2 separate regions of the Homo sapiens genome follow, and region 2 is linked to region 1. A link is a contact called in ENCODE Hi-C or POLR2A ChIA-PET data. All regions are on one chromosome and are shown on one strand. Each heading gives the region's core, a stretch centred on a gene start or an enhancer-like site at or near the end of the contact. The rest is flanking DNA. Distances are from core to core; before and after follow the strand shown.

Evidence for each region. Hi-C counts contacts between places; a loop is a spot of excess contacts on that map. ChIA-PET counts read pairs that join two places held with the same protein, here RNA polymerase II (POLR2A). Pooled maps may share reads with other maps.
Region 2: a loop to region 1 is called in a pooled map, with 10 times the contacts of the local background. The contact joins the promoter of CRYL1 here to the enhancer-like site in region 1. A Hi-C loop is called at or near these places in 2 of 37 single-sample maps with no recorded cell type and 11 of 50 pooled maps. POLR2A ChIA-PET finds 5 or more read pairs at or near these places in 4 of 52 experiments (BJ, GM12878, Panc1 and 1 more).

The regions. Positions count from the first base shown.
Region 1 is chr13:20,417,233-20,423,836 of GRCh38, forward strand. All of the region lies in intron 5 of CRYL1 (crystallin lambda 1), which reads right to left. Among named protein-coding and RNA genes, the nearest start is that of MIR4499, 13 kb to the right of the region's middle. RefSeq lists an enhancer at 1,795-2,994. Within about 2 kb of position 2,784, at least 17 of the 41 ENCODE cell types and tissues checked have a DNase peak (open chromatin) inside an H3K27ac peak, as active enhancers do; they include Panc1, where a contact is called at or near this core.
Region 2 is chr13:20,521,549-20,528,152 of GRCh38, forward strand. CRYL1 (crystallin lambda 1) reads right to left here and starts at 4,309. Exons shown (of 8, transcript NM_015974.3): 1 at 4,206-4,309. The coding sequence starts at 4,246. RefSeq lists a silencer at 3,985-4,534 and an enhancer at 4,715-4,824.

The DNA.
Region 1 (6,604 bases), core at 1,534-4,033:
TGAGCTTAATTCCACCCAAAGCCTTGTGACATCTGTGGCCTAATATTATCATAACAATGACAAATAATCATTTGTCATTGATAAATAATCGCAGCAGCATGACAGGCAGAAACAAGTGCTTGTGTTGAAACAGGGAACTGACAAGCGATTCCTTATAATAGGTGACGGGCAACACAGCTGTGCGGAGATGGGAACCCTACCTGAGTCCAGCCCTTCTGTGGTTCTGTTAACATTGATCAGTTTAGCAATCAGTACTTACTCCATTTTAAGGTAAAATTCTCAAGTCACACATACAAAGAAAAGATTATTTAAAAATCATACAAAGCAATGAATACTACAATCACTGTTAGTTCAAAACATGGTTTCGCGTCCTGAAAATCATTGGGCAAAGAGATCCCAGACAGTGTTAAGGAACCCCTTTTATTGAAAAACTCCTTGCTTCTGCTTCCTTAGTTAAAACCTGAGATTTTTCCACAGTGGAGTAACACATGCATAGCTGGGGCACATATTTTGCACCTGATTTGGTAGGAGAAAATGCCCAGGCTGAGAGGAGCCACAAGACATCCGTGAAGTAGGAGAAAATGCAAGATAGTTAATAACGTACCCAACTGCTATGAAACAAATGTTAAGTCGAATGAAAGGTTTAGGGATGTATCACTCAGGGTTCTACCAGACAAAGCCAGTAAGATTCACACACATACACACATACATCAAGAGATTTATTTCAAGGAATTGGCTCATGTGACTGTGGGCCTGGCAAGTCAGAAAGCCATGGACAGGCCATCAGGAGGGCAGGCCGGCAACTCCAGGCAGGAACTACCCCACAGTCTGCAGGTGGAATTTCTCCTTCCTCAGGGAGATCTCAGTTCTGCTTGCAAGGCCTTTCAATGGACTGGATTTAGCCCACCCAGACTATGGAGAATAATCTCATTTACTTAAAGTCAACTATGTACCAAATACCTTCCCAGCAACATCTAGACTGAGTTTGACTGAGTGACTGGACGCTCTAGCCTGGCCGAGCTGACCCTCTCAGGGGACAGATACCCTCAGGGATCTTGGATCAAGCACTTCTGTTTGTTTGTGGGGTGGGGATGGGGAGAAGAGGAAGCAAGACACATCTAACAATTAACAATAGCAAAGGGTTAACAGATGCTGTGGTACTTACTCTGGTCCTTCGGACAGTCCCAGAAGAAGAGGAAGGCAGGAGAGAAACTTGTGTGGTGGAGGCACACGATATTTGATGGATAAATCCTCCTCCGTGACTATCTCCTCTACTGATCACCAGCTACACCGAACCATCTTTCCTTCTCTATAATCATCCCATTCCTAGATTTAATTTTCTGATTCATGTATTTTTTGCATGGCCTCATTTTCATTTGCTTTTCTCATTTTTCTTCATACCATTCTTCCTCATCCACTTCTTTTTTACTAATTCCCAGCTTTTGATCTTCTATTTTGTTTTGCTCTACTTTTCCCCCAAACTTGGTCCTGAATTTTCACATTTTTCTTGTGCAAACACTACAATAACTTTACTACTACTATCACCAGCAGGAACACAGACTTGCTACCCAGGAATTTGGATGAGGTTCTATTCAAGTTCTTCCACTCCTCAGCTAGAGTTTGGGCATAAGTCCACTGTCAACTGAGAAACAGGAGAAAAATTAAGAGTCAGGAGTCACAAAAGGTTTTATCTTAGGTGAGTGTCAAATAAAGAAACGCAACAGCGAGAAGTAGAGTACTCTGCCACCTTCAGCCCTACGAGGGCGACATGAAGAAAGCACTGGGCTTGTGTGGATCACCCCAGGGCAGCGGCCAAGAAGAAAGGATTACACCAGCACGTCCATCTCAATCTCTAGTGAAAGAAAGGATGGAACAAAGTTAAATCTCGGTGATTTTCTCATCTCCAGAGATGTTCAAGGACAGACCCAGACAAGAACAGTCACTTGCACAGAAGTAACTCGAGCATGAGCTAGGGTACTAGACTATCCCTCTGAGAAACATCCAGCCCTAGGGTCCTTGCAAATGCTACAGGGAGTAACAGAGTTAGAGATTAAGTTTATTATTATTATTATTATTTTGAAATGGAGTTTTGCTCTTGTTGTCCAGGCTGGAGTGCAATGGCAGGATCTCGGCTCACTGCAACCTCTGCCTCCCAGGTTCAAGCGATTCTCCTGCTTCGGCCTCCAAATAGCTGGGATTACAGGCATGCGTCACCACGCCCAGCTAATTTTGTATTTTTAGTAGAGACACAGTTTCTCCATGTTGGTCAGGCTGGTCTCAAACTCCTGACCTCAAGTGATCCACCCGCCTCAGCCTCCCAAAGTGCTGGGATTACAGGTGTGAGCCACCACATCTGGATAATTTTGTATTTTTAGTAGCGATGGGGTTTCTCCATGTTGGTCAGACTGGTCTCAAACTCCTGACCTCAAGTGATCCACCCAGAGTGCTGAGATTACAGGTGTGAGCCACCACATCCGGCCTAGATTAAGTTTATATTGAGAACTACCACAATGATTCATGAGTCTCTCATGAGAAACTAGTTGGAATTATGAGTTTGTTCCCTCCACTTATACATACTGTACCCACATGTTTTCGTTTTCTATACTCTTCACCACATGTTGCTTCCCCCACATGCAACAGGAAACTGGCTCCACGGCAAGGGTGAAAAAGATCTGACCCAGTGGTTCCCACCCACGCCACCTTCCAGGGAGAAGGTGAGGCCAAGATGAGACTTTAATAAGTCGAAAATAAAAGACTGCTAAGTGCTGCCCCACAATTACTCACAGGCTTGTGGTCAGGTTTGTGAGCTGCTTGGCCTGTTGCCGGCACTTACAAGCTTTCTTGGAAGCAAGACACAGACATTCCTGCGGAATGACTTGAGCAAATTTTGCTAACGCTACAAGGGTTGATTGAACACCACCACATTGAACTGATGCAAGAGGACACTGAATCACACCCATAAAACACCCGTCCTGTCAAGAGTCTTCCAAGAGGACGCGCAGGAGTCAGCGCTCCGGGGAAAGAAGATGAGAAACACCAGGTGGACCACCCTGGCCAGGCTGCTGGGAACAAGCCTACGTGCACAGCTGCCGGAGGAGAGGCGGGTCTCCCCTCTGGGAGGCATCTCAGCTACATCTATCAAGTTATAAAAATGTTACTCTCCCGCAGGCTGAGCCCACTCCCAGAATTATTCCAGAAAAGACTCCAGAAGAAGAAACCATATGTGCATAGAGGCTCACTGAGGCCTGACCTTAAAACATCCCGCAGTAAGGGAAAGATTGGATTTAAAAGAAAAAAAAAAAAGACCAGCTAAATGAAATATCATAAAGCCATTAAGAATGAATAAAAACTTGAGTAGCATGTTCATAATAGAGACTAGACAGGAACAAAGGAAAATGAAAGCAATTGACTTAGGGTAGAGCAAACACAGGTGGAGTTTTTCCCTTTGACTTTTCTTTAAAATAGAGGTTGTGTGTGTGTGTGTGTGTGTGTGTGTGTGTGTGTGTGTGTGTGTGTGTTTTGAGACAGAGTCTCACTCTGTCGCCCAGGCTGGAGTGCAGTGGCGTGATCGCAACTCACTGCGACCTCCGCCTCCTGGGTTCAAGCGATTCTCCTGCCTCAGCCTCCCAAATAGCTGGGACTACAGGCCCGCCACCACGCCTGGCTAATTTTTTGTATTTTTAGTAGAAACAGGATTTCATTGTGTTAGCCAGGATGGTCTCGATCTCCTGACCTCATGATCCGTCCGCCTTGGCCTCCCAAAATCCTGGGATTACAGGCGTGAGCCACTGCGCCCAGCCTAAAATAGAGCTTTTAAATAGAAACAAACAAACAAAAAAAAAAATGGAAAGGAAAGAGAGGAAAGACTTTGCCCTAATAAAAGGGACATTCCAGAGTACTTCAGGCCCCAGTGCTAATTCCCTGGTGCACTTTTTCTTAGAACACTGTGTGTATAATGATGCTTTTAGGGGGAAAAACAACAGTATTATAGAGTTTGAAAGAAAGGGAAAGCCTCGACTTTTACAACAAATACAACAGCAAAAAGAATCCATCATTGTGTATGAATGTGAATACATTCACTTCCATTCTATGAGGGTAGTGATACTTTAATTGAGGGGTCCTCTGGGAATACAGTTTACTACAATAAGTTTTGAACCAAAGAGTGTAAGCCCTGACTCCAAAAACAGCCATGGAGCACAAGCCCCATATCTGCCTACTCCCCACATCTTTACCCAGAGATGCTTCCTGCCTTGATGGCCCATAGGGCTCCAGTGGCCTCTCACCTGGCTTCTACCTGCAGCTGATGGAAGGCACAAAGGCTGGCTCCCACAAGGGAAGAGGGATGCAGTGTCATTTGTCACCTCCCACCTCTCTTCTCTTTGCCTTTTCTCTTGGGGGCTCCTTACCCCCATCCTCTACTTCTGGGGACCCTTACCCCTGGCCTGTTAACTTCCCAACTTCAAACTGAGGGAGCTGAAATCCATCATTTATATTCACTGCTCAAGCACCTATTGGTAATGATTGCTAGAAGGTGTTATAGTAACAGCATTTTCATTTATTTATTTATTTATTTATTTATTTTTAGAGTTAGAATACTAACATAGAAGCTTTGCAGCATTTTGGGGATTTTTAATGAGTATGTGGTTGATGTTATTTATTTGCTTATTAATGGGGATACAGGTATCTCTAAATTCATAAATCAGCAGTATCTCTCTTTTCAATAGGGTTTTGTTGCTCACCAATATGACTACTCAGAAAATGGCCACCCACAAAATAATAAATAATGGTATAAAAATAGTCTACTTCTTATGGAAAATTGCTGCTAGAAAAAAAATCCTAATTAAGGCCAGGCGCGGTGGCTCACACCTGTAATCCTAGCACTTTGGGAGGCCAAGGCAGGCCGATCATTTGAGGTCAGGAGTTCAAGACCAGCTTGGCCAACATGGAGAAACCCCATCTCTACTAAAAATACAAAAAATTAGCCAGGCATGGTGGCATGCGCCTGTAGTCCCACCCACTTGGGAGGCTGAGGCAGGAGAAGCCTTTGAACCTGGGAGATGGAGATTGCCATGAGCCGAGATCACGCCATTGCACTCCAACCTGGGCCACAGAGTGAAATTCCATTTCCAAAAAAAAAAAAAAAAGTCCTAATTAACTAATGATTCCAACACAGCAAATAAAAGTTTGCAGATAGAATTCCAGTTGCTGTGGCAGTTGACATTATCCCTGCGAACATCTGCACTACTCTAGAGAGAAATCATTACAAGGTACAAACGTGCTCCCTTGCACCTCCAGCCAGGCTGGGGTCGCCCAGCAAGTGTAAGCAAACCTGTGGGAAAGCTGAGCTGGACTTGGCTCTGCACACGGGTGGCATGCAGCTTCTGACTCTAACATAGAGGAGGAGAAAGCTTTACAAATATGCTTAGATGCCATTTCTCTGCCAAAGCCACCAGCCTTTCTGGAAAAGTCTTGCACTCCTGCTCTCCTTTTGGAAGAGCCCCACATTCCAACAGTTTGTCATGTGCATCCTAACCCATCTCGAGTGGTATCTACAGTCTTTCCAAACAAAGGGCCACGCTACTCTGTGAAAAATGCCACTGGAAGTTTGATAGGGATTGCACTGAATCTGTAGATCACCTTGGGCAGTATGGACATTTTAACAATATTAATCATTCCAATCCATGAACACAGAATGTCCTTCCATTTATTTGTGTCTTCTTCAGTTTTTTCATCAGTGTAATTATAGTTGTCAGTGTACAGATATTTCACTTTCTTGATTAAATGTATTTCTAAGCATTTTGGGGGCAGCTATTGTAAATGGAATTGTTTTCTTGATTTCTTTTTCACGTAGTTCCTTGTTAGTGTATAGAAATGCTACCGACCTTTGTATGTTGACTTTGTATCCTGCAACTTTACTGAATTTATTTATCAGTTCCAACAGAATTTTAGGGTTTTCTATATATGAGATCATGTTGCCAGCAAACAGTGACAATTTAACTTCATTTCCAATTTGAATACCTTTTATTTCTTTCTCTTGCCTAATTGCTATGGCTAGGACTTCCATACTACGTTGGATAGAAGTGGTGAGAGTAGGCACCCTTGTCTTGTTCCTAATCTTAGAAGAAAAGCCTTCAACTTTTCACCATTGAGTATATTTGCTGTGGGTGTGTCACGTATGACCTTTATCGTGTTGAGGAACACTTCTTCTATATCTAATTTGAAGAGAGTTTTATTATAAAATGATGCTGAATGTTGTCGTGTGCTTTTTCTGCATCTGTTGAGATGATCATATGGTTGTCCTGTATTCTGTTAACATGACATATCACATTTATAGATTTGCCTATGGTAAAGTATCTCTGCACCCTGTGATGAATTCCCCTTGATTATGTTATTAAATATAGGATCATTTTAATGTGCTATTGAATCCAGTTTGCTAGTGTTTTGTTGAGGAAGGCCAGACTCTACTCTCTATTTGACTGGAGGCTCTCTCGGTGGACACTGAGTACTCACTGATTCATGGGTGTGGGGGTGTGGGTTCTTTTTTTTTTTTTTTTTTGAGACAGAGTCTTGCTCTGTCACCCAGGCTGGAGTGCAGTGGTGTGAT
Region 2 (6,604 bases), core at 3,059-5,558, 110 kb after region 1:
TGGGGACCTCAAAATGGGAGCCAGCGATAGAGGTAATTCAATGCCCTTCCCACTGTGACTATTGCGACATGTCTTAAAGCTTCTGAATTCATGAATCTTAATGGGTACTACAAAAGGTGAATGCAGATGAACATTTATTCTGTTACACAGTAGCAAAGCAGCAGGGGAGAAAAGTGATATAATTGCTTCAATTCTATCATTAATGTCACTTAATTTTGAATAAATTCACTTTAGATACATTTGAAAGTATCTTTCCAGCTACAGTTACTTATTTACTGGGTAAAAATTGAAGTAAAACTGTTCCTACACTCATGATCTCAGTCTACTATGGAAATTTTGCCAGAAAGAGCTATTAAGTAACTCCTGCGAAGGGCACATTTAGTGTCTAAGCTGACTCAAAAGGCAAGGAGGGCATCCTAGGGTTTGCTGTGTATGTGTACAAAAATTAGCAGGAAAATACCTAGAATAGCACTTCAAAGAAAATTCATGCCTCAGAAAGTTTCTTATAAAAAATGCACAGGCCAGGTGTAGTGGCTCACGCCTGTAATCTCAGCACTTTGGGAGGCTAGGGTGGGCGGATCAGTTGAGGCCAGGAGTTCGAGACCAGCCTGGGCAACATGGAGAAACCCTGTCTCTACTAAAAATACGAAAATTAGCCAGCAATGGTGGTTCGTGCCTGTAGTCCCAACTACTTGGGAGGCTGAGGCAGGAGAATTGCTTGAATCCAGAAGGCAGAGGTTGCAGTGAGCTGAGATGGTGCCACTGCACTTCAGCCTGAGCCTGACAGAGCAAGAATCCGTCTCAAAAAAAAAAAGTACAATCACCCCAAACAAAATTTTGGAATTAAAAAAAATGAAGGAGACTGTAGTTTATAGGATACCTTTCTTTCTTGCCTTTCTAGTTTATGGGATGTTTTTCTTGATATAAAACAACGTCCTACCAAGCCCTTCATAGGGCACATCAGTTAAAAAATAAGCAGTCTCTGTTACAAACGCTCAACTATCTGTCTATTGGGACCACGCATGGTGGATACAAATGGCAACAATACAGTTTCTATCCTTAGGGGAAAGGCCCAGAAGCAGAACTTTTCCTGGAGGAGACAGTCCCTGAGCTTGATCCTGAAAGAGTGTGCCCCCTAAAAAGCAGGACAGGAGAAAGGGCATGCCCTGCACCAGGAACATTTTGTGTTCCTATTCTAAACAAGCTCAAGGGCTACAAGCTGAATCTTGCAGTGTGTATACAAATACAGAACTCATATTTTAGCGATTTAGAAACACAGTGTTTTATAAAGGTAAGGCTAACAAAATGAAAGCCTTAGAACACTACTCCAATGCAAATTTATCTTCATGATACCCATTTCTACTTTTTTTTTTTTTTTTTTTTTTTTGAGATGGAGTCTCACTCTATCCCCCAGCTGGAGTGCAGTGGTGTGATCTTGGCTCACTGAAACCTCCGCCTCCTGAGTTCAAGCGATTCTCCTGACTCAGCCTCCTGAGTAGCTGGGATTACAGGCATGCACCACCACGCCCGGCTAATTTTTGTATTTTTAGTAGAGACGGGATCTCGCCATGTTGGCCAGACTGGTCTCGAACCCCTGACCTCAGGTGATCTGCCCTCCTAGGCCTCCCAAAGTGCTGAGATTACAGGCATGAGCCACCATGCCTGGACTTCTACTCCCATTTTTAAAAGTTATCACTACCAGATTTTCCTGCAGCCCTAGGCCCAAAAGAGTTTCTCTCATCCTCTTTCAAGCCCTCCCCATTCTGAAGGGACTTGCCCTGGATGTTTATAGGACAGCTAAGTGGCCCTAAGGAAGAGTGAACTTTGGAAAAAGATCAGCGGAAAAGAATTAAGTGGGACTGTATTCCTAGCAGGTACTTTCAAGATGAAATCTATAAACTGATAAGGAAAGCTGAAAACACAATATGCTCCTGAAATTGAAATATGTATATTTTGGTCTGTTGAAACCTAAGAATGAAACTGAACCAGGTTTTGGCAAATTAATTGACATTCCCCAAGCCCTATTTGTTAAGTGGGTGTTCCTTGGAATCACCTGTGGGGCCAGGAAAGAAATAGAGGGACGAGAAAGAAGGGTGGTAAAGAGGAAGGGAAGAAACCAGCACTGTCCCAGAGGCAGAGCTGGGTGTGTGCTGAAGTGCTGAGGGTGGGGGAAAGACAAGATTTTCACACCAGAAAACAAAGAAACAAGCAGAGGCCCCAGAGAATTATGTGGTCCTTAAAGTTTGGAAGCCTTTCTCTAATTCCTTATCAACATCCCTCAAGGAATCAGAAGTAAACTGTTAACTGAAGCTCCTCCTCAGTAGACTGAGCCACCCACAGCCAGATAACTGCACAATCAACTAAAACTTTACTTCACATGTATTAGGTGCATGCATAACACTACTCCAAGGCATGATGGACCTATACAAGGCCAAGCAAGGTGGCTCACAACTGTAACCCCAACACTTTGGGAGGCCAAAGCGCTTGCACCCAGGAGTTCAAGACCAACCAGGGCAAGATGGTGAGACCCCATCTCTACCTAAAAATTTTAAAAATCAGCCGGGTATGGTGACACATGCCTGCTGTGGGAGGATGGCTTGAGCCCGGAAGGTGGAGATCCACCATGATAGTGCCACTGCACTCCAGCCTGGGCGACAGAGCGAGACCCTATCCTATTAAAATTGTGTGTGTGTGCGCGTGCGCGCACGCATGCGTGTAAAAACTGTGTGTGTATATATATGTGTGAGTGTATATATATACACACACACATAAACTCTGGTAACTATTAATAAAATGCAAGACAGAGGTAACTACCACCACTGGTACAAAGTGCACTTTTTTTTTTTCAGACGGAGTTTCGCTCTTATTGCCCAGACTGGAGTGCAATGGCACCATCTCGGCTCACCGCAACCTCCGCCTCCCGGGTTCAAAGGATTCTCCTGCCTCAGCCTCCCGAGTAGCTGGGACTACAGGCATGTGCCACTACGCCCGGCTAATTTTGTATTTTTAGTAGAGACGGAGTTTCTCCATATTGGTCAGGCTGGTCTCGAACTCCCGACCTCAGATGATCCGCCTGCCTCGGCCTCCCAACGTGCTGGGATTACAGGGGTGAGCCACCGCGCGCGGCCCAAAGTGCACTTTTTAATATGCCTTCACTATTCAACCACGGGCACTCATGGGCCAGAAAGAACAAAGGCACAGTTAACTCCACTGCTCTGGAGAAAAGAAAGCTGACAACAAGGAATCTGATGCCTTCCTTCAGTGGGAAGGAAACACCCTGACATTGGAAGTGGTCTCCACACCGGGTTGTACACTGATGGGGGGCGGAGTCGGGGGCAGGCCAACACCTCAACAGCAGTCACCAAAAAGGTGCTTTTAACTATCAATAGCAAGTATTAACATGTTTATAGATTGCTGCTAACAGCTGGCCAAAGAAAGGTACATACAAATGCCCCTTTTTAAAAAACAAAAATAGCAAGGATTGTAACCGTAGGGGTGGGGGGCGGGGTGGGGGAAGCACACACTAAAAATCAGTTTGGGCAGAATTTAAGCTGTTAAATGGACACACTTAGCAAACTCTCTGGGCTCCATCGGCCCCCACCTCCCCTCTGGAAACATCGCCTCGCCCAGGAATTAGGACTGCGTGTATGTTCGCCTAACACCTGCTGCGGCCTCCAGCGACATCGTCGCCGACAGGACTGCGCTGGCACCCTCCCTGCTGGGCTAGTCCTGTCTCCGTCACTAAACGCCTGTGACCTTAGGTAAACTGCTTAGTCTCAGTATTCTCATTCGTAAAATGGGGATGAGAACACAGTCGTCGCAGGATCGCAGCCAGAATTCGTTTCATTCAACACGGTGCCTGGCACTTCTATGTGGACCTGCGGGCAGACGCGGCGACATTCAACAGAGTCCAGGAACCGCAGGCCCCGCGGCCTGGGCGGTCAACCTCGGAACCTCCTGCAACGCTGGCTCCCGGGAAGCAGACCCAACTCCGCGGGGCGCCTCCACCTGCCAAGCCCCTCCAGCCGCGCCTCTCCCCGAGCCCGCCAGCGCCGTAGGGGCCGCAGGGCGCAGGGCTTCGGAGGACCGGAGGCCGGGGCGGGGACAGCGACCCGGCGCCCACCCCGAGGGCCCCACGCGAGGGCACCACGTCCCCGGCGTCTCCCCGGGCTCCAGGGGCAGCAGCGCGGCTCGGAGCCCTTTACCTGCCAACGATCACCACGCAGCCGGCCGCGGAGGACGCCATGGTTGGGCCGGGGACGCGGCGCCGCGGGCGCTGGGACCAGGCGCCGGCGGAGCTGCGAGCTCTGGGCTCCGGGGAGGGCGGGTCCCGCGCCCATTGGCTGCGCGCGCGGACCGGGAGGGCGGGGAGGGCCGCTTGGTCCCTGAGTGGGGTGCGCGCCGCGGGCCCGAGACACCGGGAGACACACGGCGCGCCGACCCTCGTGGGCAGGGGCAGGACCAGCGCGGGGGCACGTCGGGGGGTGGAAAGCGGGAAGACCACGCGCTTGTGACTGTCAGCATTCACCGTGAAGTCCGTGTCTATAGGAGGGGACACGGGCAGGCTGGCACGGGCTCTAGCGCTAAAGCACCCTAGAGAAACTGTCAGAGAATGTCCCCTTTGCTAATTCGTCTCTGAAAGACGCCTGCCGCTGCCGCCAACTGCGAACTGGGCGCAGGGACTGCGACAGCAGTGAAAGAGAACACCTGATGCGTTCATCTGCGCTACGGAAGGACACGTCTGAATTCCTCCACGGAGCACACTCTGCACTCGGTTTATGTATCAGAAAAAGGAAATGCCCTCGTGCCCTGACTCCTGGCCTTCTTGGAGCCCGGAACAGACCAAGAGGAAGGGGCATCACACATTGCCTGACAGTGGTGTGCGTCCACACAGCACAAGCTGAACGGGAAATGACACAGTCATTAGACAGAGGAGACAGTACTCAAGCTGGAACCGCAGCCAACACTGAGATGATAAAAGGAAGTCTTCCTTTGTTTCCCCTGAGTCAGGAACGTGGAAAGAGAAATCTCAGGGGAGGGGTTAGGTTTTTTTGTTTTGTTTTGTTTTTTAAAGAACAGTTTCACAAATTATCGATAAATATTTGTAAAGTATTCAACCTCAAGAGAAATGAAAAGTAACACAAGGAAGATAAGTCATCTCTCACTCATCAGATTGGCTAAGTCACATGGATTGATTATATTCCCATATCCGTAATGGAGTGTTTCGGACATGCAACTTACACACAGTAGAAGGCAAGCTTAAATGTTGAGGACTTTTTGGAGGGAATGTTACAGTACATTGTTGAGACAGCCGCTAGCCTGAGCAACCGCGCCTGCTCTGGCTGAGAATACAAGGCTCCAAAGCTTCCATCTTCTGATGGAGCAGTTTCTGTAGTCAGTTACACAGGCAGCCAATATAATAATCAAGGCACCCAGGGAGTGAGCATCCTGTGACTGCTCACTACCGGAGGCTATGGGGGCAGCAGACTGGCTTGTTTGCTGCTCCCTGCAAAGTCATGCCTGAAATCCCAGCGCTTTGGGAAGCTGAGTAGTAAATAATAGCTTGAGGCCAGGAGTTCAAGACCAGCCTGGGCAACAAAGCGAGACCCCTGTCTCTACCAAAAAATTAAAAAACTTATCCAGGCTGGTGCCGCCTGTAGTCTCAGCTACTCAGTAGGCTGAGGCAGGAGGATTGCTTGAAGCCAGGAGTTTGAGACCAGCCTGTGCGAGATAGTGAGAACCCCCCCCCCCGCATCTCTAGTGTGTGTGTATATATATGTGTGTGTGTGTGTGTGTGTGTGTGTGTTTATATATTTATTTATTTATGTGTACATATATTTATAACTTTAATCCTTCTGGTACCAAACAAAAAAAATACAGATTTATTTAAATTAGCCAGGTGTGGTGGTGCATTCCTGTAGTCCCAGCTACTCAGGAGGATCTCTTGAGCCCTGGAGTTCAAGGCTGCAGTGAGCTATGATTTTGCCACTCTACTCCAGCCTGGCTAACAGAACAAGACTTTGTCTCAAAAGAAAGCAAAAGTGGCTGGACGCGGTGGCTCACGCCTGTAATCCCAGCACTTTGGAAGGCCGAGGCGGACGGATCACAAGGTCAGGAGATCGAGACCATCCTGGCTAACACGGTGAAACTCCGTCTCTACTAAAAATTAGCCAGGCGTGGTGGCAGGCGCCTGTAGTCCCAGCTACTCGGGAGGCTGAGGCAGGAGAATGGTGTGAACCCAGGAGGCAGAGCTTGCAGTGAACCAAGATCACGCCACTGCACTCCAGCCTGGGCGACAGAGCGAGACATCATCTCAAAAAAAAAAAGAAAGCAAAAAGTGCTGGGCCCTTGCTCGTTGCAAACACAGGAGTCATCTGGCCCTCTATGTAACCCTGTGGGAATTAAGGATCCAAGAACCCATATAAATATGGTGTCACTCTGGCTATTGCTTTTACTGTAATAAGATAATTTATTTTTAATCCAGGAGTCTCGTGACTTCTGTCAGCATCCAAGTGCAGAACCTCTGTTGCAATTTAGTGAAAATCTCAGACCCTTGCAGTTTCTGACATACACAAAATTTAGAATGTATGTACCCTTTGGCTTA